Linked DNA regions of Mus musculus: region 2 is linked to region 1. A link is a contact called in ENCODE Hi-C or POLR2A ChIA-PET data. All regions are on one chromosome and are shown on one strand. The core of a region is the stretch at or near the end of the contact, and the rest is flanking DNA. Distances in the headings are between cores, read along the strand shown. Region 1 holds the start of Sigirr (single immunoglobulin and toll-interleukin 1 receptor (TIR) domain). Region 2 holds the start of Rnh1 (ribonuclease/angiogenin inhibitor 1).

The links. A loop is a pair of places that touch in the nucleus more often than their neighbours do. ChIA-PET counts read pairs that join two places held with the same protein, here RNA polymerase II (POLR2A).
Region 2: a map of v-Abl transformed pro-B cells shows a loop between it and region 1 (3-fold over the local background). The contact joins the promoter of Rnh1 here to the promoter of Sigirr in region 1. A Hi-C loop is called at or near these places in 30 of 37 maps with a recorded cell type or tissue (CH12.LX, CH12F3, T-helper 1 cell and 11 more). POLR2A ChIA-PET finds 5 or more read pairs at or near these places in 3 of 5 experiments (Patski and embryonic stem cell).

The regions. Positions count from the first base shown.
Region 1 is chr7:141,099,141-141,101,840 of GRCm38, forward strand. Sigirr (single immunoglobulin and toll-interleukin 1 receptor (TIR) domain) reads right to left here and starts at 1,406. Exons shown (of 10, transcript NM_001355055.1): 1 at 1,339-1,406. Ano9 (anoctamin 9) reads right to left here. Exons shown (of 24, transcript NM_178381.3): 24 at 2,079-2,700.
Region 2 is chr7:141,167,649-141,170,441 of GRCm38, forward strand. It overlaps Rnh1 (ribonuclease/angiogenin inhibitor 1), which reads right to left and starts at 1,288. Exons shown (of 10, transcript NM_145135.3): 1 at 1,028-1,288.

The DNA.
Region 1 (2,700 bases), core at 156-2,655:
AATCTTATGAAGCCTGGCTGTGGTGGCCCAAGCCTTTAATCCCAGCACTTGGGAGGCAGAGGCAGGCGGATTTCTGAGTTCAAGGCCAGCCTGGTCTACAAAGTGAGTTCCAGGACAGCCAGGGATACACAGAGAAATCCTGTCTCGAACCCCCCCCCCAAAAAAAAGAAAAAAAAATAACCTTATGGTTGGGGGTCACCACAACATGGGGAATTGTATTAAAGATTAAAGAGTTGCAGCTTCATAACAGTAGCAAAATTAGTTATGAAGTAGCAACAAAAATAACTTTATGGTTGGGAGTCACCACAACAAGAACTGTATTAAAGGAAGGTTGAGAACCACTGTTCTATCCCATACCCCAGCCTCAGGCCACTCTTGCATAAAAACTCAGATGGCCTCAGATATTTGCCTCTGCAGTCTTTTGAAGGCACTCCAGGGCCTCAGAATTTAAATCCCAGCCTAGACCCTCGGATCACTCAGCATTGCCTCCGTATTTTGAGGTTCCTGGAAGGCCCAGGTCCTGGAGGCACAGTCCTTGAGCTATAGGGGCATCCTGTGCTATCAGATGAGTGAGTGTTCTGGAGCTTCGGAGCTCGAAGCCCCAGGCCCGCTCCCCACTTGTGGATCCGGTTTTTTGCTGCTCAGCATCTCGACACCTGGGTGCTGCTCAGCGCTACTCTTGCGCCGCCCCTGTTTCTGGTGTGTGTTGGATCCCCACATATCTTTCTTTAAAGAAAGGAGTGTGCATAAAAGGCCTCGAGGAGACCAATTCCCCGAGTTCATCCAGCTCCTACTTCTTGCCCTTGGTCTTCTGCGGGTGGCGCACGACCTGTTTCCCGGAACTCAACAGGTGAGGCAAGCCGACCTATCAGGCACGCGTGCAGAAGATGGGGACGCGCACGGAGAGCGGAAGCGCGCCGACAGCTAGTCTGGGCGCGCACCGAACGCTGGCGCTCACAGGAGGCGAAGGCTCTGCTAGGGTCCCCGCGAGCCCGGGTCCCTGCCAGCCTCTCACTCTGCTCAGGTGTCCTAGACTTGCTTAGGTTTGAGATACGTTTGTTGGGAGCGAAGGCGAGGTATTACGACCCCTCGCCCGCCTCTACAGGCTTGCACTTAAATCAAGAGGAAGCTATTGACCATGTTGGGCAGAATGAAAAGAGCAAGGCCAGAGAAGGGGACTGGACGCAGTGCTCTCGAGCTTCCGGGCTGAGCGGGAAACCCGTCTGGTTCAGAGCTACTTCCTGCGGGACCATGGCCCCAAGGCTCCTCGGAGCAAAGTGCTCCCAGGTCCTCAACCCTAAAACTGGAGCGGCTCCAGGAACCAGGACCTCTACTCACCTCCGCGTGTCTGAGTCACGACTGCCACCCACCTGAGACTCGCGCGGAAGCTGACAGTTTACCTGTCCGAGGTGCGCAGCGGCGACAGACCCAGCGGCAGGTGCAGCCCCGCCCCGCAGGCAGGGCTAGGGCGGACCTAGTGTCCCGCTTTAAGCCTGAGGCTAGTGCTGGTGAGTGTAGGAAGTTCCGTCCCGGGATCTTCAAACTTCCCGGCTTAGGGGCAGGGTTTGGTTTGACCAAAGGAGCCCAACCAGCGCAACCCGCAAAGGGCCACCCTGCTGACTGTCATGGTGTTTTGCCTCTCCAGCCCAAACTCTTCCTTTTCCTCCAGAAAGTCTTTCTTGATTCACATCCCACTCATAACTGACCCCGTGTCTTCTCTTGCCACTCAAAACCCCAGATATTTGGAAGAACCTTCTTCCATAAGGTGCCCCGCGCTTAGACAAAGAGGCAAAGCCGGGCGGTGGTGACGCATGCCTTTAATCCCAGCACTCGGGAGGCAGAGGCAGGCGGATTTCTGAGTTCGAGGCCAGCCTGGTCTACAAAGTGAATTCCAGGACAGCCAGGGCTATAGAGAGAAACCCTGTCTTGAAAAACCAACCAACCAACCAAACAAAAACCAAAGACAATGAGGCAAACCAAAGAAGAGCCAGGTGGCCCCAGGCTGCCATAATTCATCCCATCTCAATCTAGCCCAGGGAAGAAATAATCTCTAGAAACTGGATCTACATCATGAGGCTCAGAAATCAATACACACAGGTTTATTTTGCTTGTAAAAAGTTTTGCCGCTGTACGGATCCAGGTTAACTGGGAGGGAGGGGATCCAGAAGTTACTCTCTAGGCTTCCCACAAAGCAGGAGGCCACAGAGCAGGATCTGAGGCCCAGAAGCCAGGAGGTCCATGGCTTCCCACAAAGCAGGAGGCCACAGAGCAGGATCTGAGGCCCAGAAGCCAGGAGGTCCATGGCATTTAGGCTAATTTTACTGCATGGGGGTTTTATGAGCAACCTGCAGTTCTATAGGTACTAGGGTCATTCAAGAGTCTCAAGTCAGGTCTGTACCAATCTGAACCGTAGGAAAGTTGAAGCAAACCCCACAGGCACATCTGTGCCGTTCATAAATACCCTAAATATACATGGATTTCAATGATCCCTACATATACAAGTCTCCCGTGGTTAACATATACACATGGGCTTCGTAGGATGCCCATATACACCTACATATAGTCTAGGCCCTCCTTTGATCTTCATGTATTAACATATATGTAGACCATCCAGGATCCTACATATACATGGGCCATTTTACAGCCTCCCTCAACACATACATACACATTGTTATGGATAGGGGCAAGCTGTAGAGGTGG
Region 2 (2,793 bases), core at 38-2,537, 68 kb after region 1:
ACTGAAGGGAGAGCGGTACTAGGTTCTGTTTAAGAGAAACAGAAGTCACTTCAGCTGCTCTCTATAACAGTTACCGAAACTGGCAAACAGCTCTGTGTGAAGTTACAGTGCCTGGCACAACATGGCTTTACTAACGGGGTCTTCCCCTTCCTTCCCAGGGCTAGGAGGATACCCCCTTAATGCTAACCAGGAGCACTTTACACATATTGACACAAGGGCTAGTGACAGGGAAAACTGAGGCAACGGCAGAGATAACTCACTGTGGACATATAGCCAGGGCATGGAGAAACCAGTTAGCCCCACCCACAACTCGCCAGGGAGTAAAACCAGCACTGCCTGGATCAGATGTGTCATCCAAAGCCAGTCATCACTAGGGCACTGCCACTGGGGTGGGGTAGCTACAGTACTTCTAGTCACAGGTGCAACCCACACCTGCTCTCTTATGCACTACAGACTACAGGGTCCTAGAGTATCTACCTTTGAGGAAAGCACAGGACTGGACTTTATGGGAGGCAGGGTGCCAGCCAGTCCTGACGATCATCTGAGGTCAGGGGCAAGGGATGTGAAAGAACCCAGGCAGCTGGTTCTTCTCCCACACTCCTCCCCCTGTTTGGCCTTGGGACCAGGCAGGAGGTCCCACCAGCCTGGCTTAGAAGCATGATTCAGGCCTCTGCTTTGATGTGATTGGATATTGCTAACTAGCTGCTCCTAGCTGTTGGGTTAATCCTAGGATCTGAAGACACCCTCTTTGGGCCTTAAAGTGAGCGAGCGAACAGGTCGCTGGCGACGGAGCTATGAGGTCAGCCTTCAAGCACCAAGCAAGGCTCCTCTGAGGCACAAATGTGTCACCCTAAGGGAGGAACAGGCCTCAGAGACTCGCCGGGCCCGTGATCCCGCCCCCGCCCAATTTTTTGATCCCTCAAACCTTCTGGTCCAGCCGCTCTGCCACGTATTAAGAGGGCCAGGAAGGGACCCGAAAAAAACTCTCAAAGGCAGCCGGGCGCCCCGGAACATGGCCCTTGCTCACCTGGTGCCGCTGCAAGAGGTCCCAGACGATCCGTTTTCTTCCGCCCAGGGCGGGGCGTAGAGACTTTCGCCGCTTCTCTTTCTCTGGCCCCAACTAGCCTTTCACTTTGCCTACTGGAGACCGCCCACTAGGTCTGTCCCTCCCACATGCAGGCTGCACTTTGGGAACAGAACTTGACAAACCTGAGTCACTTCTTTGAGCCTGACTAAAAATACGTAAAATGATCCACAGCTGCCACGAAATGGGTGTGACTGTGATGAGAGCTTCTGGTATGAACACACCCATCTCTCCTACAGGCCGACCAGGTTTTCATGGCTAGAACAGTGTTCATTATGAACAGCCTTTCTCCCTGGGGATAGGGCTTGGGATGTCGAGAGCCTCTGATGCATGGGGCTCTCAAGCATTTCGTCACTAAGCATTTCTGATATTTGTCTTAAATATCGTTTATATATGAATGCTTCATCTGCATATATATCTGTGCATCGTGCCCAGGAAGGCCAGAAGAGGGTATCAGATTCTTGGGGAATGGCCACCATTCAGGTGTTGGGAACTACACCTGGGTGCTCTGGAAGAGCAGTGTCCTAAGCCATCCCTCCAGCCCATGTTTAAACTTTGTAACATACTCCCAAGTTATAGGATTTGCTTTTGGTTTCTGTATTTTTGAAATAAGGTCTTGATGTGTAGCCCAGGAGGGCCTTGAACATGCAGATTTGCTTCCTGAGTGCTGGGATTCTAGCACTGTGGAAAAAGTCAGCATTGAGAGTTTGTCACTCAGGAGCCCTGCTCTCTTGCACAAATGGCCACACACACCCTTGCCAAGGAACTGGCATCCATCCACCTAAGTGTTTGTTAAACACTTGTCATTTGCCAGATGCTGTTCTGAGTCCCTCCGGGAACTTTAATAATACAAGTAAAGGAGAGTCTAGCAGGCCAGCATAGGAAATCAGGAATTGTGTTCCCTAAAAGACCTGGGACAGGGAGCCCTGAAGGGAGAGAAGGAGGCAAAGAGACAGGCAAGAAAAGAGGCTGGAACTCAGCTTCATAAACCCTGTGCAGTGGCCACTACAGACAGAGCTTAATCTTCATCGCTGCAGAGCCATCCTCATGGAACCAATACCAACAACTGACCTGTGAAGTTGGGGATCAGTTCTTTGGGGAAAGATTAAAGCCTGCCCAATTAGAAGGAAAACTTTGGCCAGCCAGCCTTTATTTGTTGCTGCCATGAAGGAGAATTCCTGAAAAGAAGCTGTATCTACAGAGACTGGCTGATTAGAGTTTCAGTGCTGTGGAGAAATTGGGCTGGTGCAGTTCCAGAGGCTGCCTTATCCTGGGCTAGTTCTACCCCTCTAGAACAGCTCTTCCTTGCCTACCTGTGTTGCAACTAATATCTTGTGATCAGGCTGGCCTACAACTCACAGAGATGTGGCTTCCTCTTCCCCCTGACTGCTGGTAGGAAAGGCAAGTGTCACCACACCCAGCATCCTTTTGGAATCCTTTAGCAGACCAGTAGCTTCCACTAACCAAAAGCCAAGAATGTCATCAGTTGGCATCTTGGACTTACAGAAAAGCTTCCTTCCTCTTGTTGTACCAATCTCTCTGATGTACCCTTCAATGTACTTAAACTTGCCTTGTTTACTACTATTTTCTTCTGTAAAACTACAAAACGTCATGAAACTACCTCCATGGGAACACAGAATCTGGAGTAACCTAAATCTGTGTTCTCAGGCCATGGTCACTAACAATGACTCCAGAATAAACTATCTCTT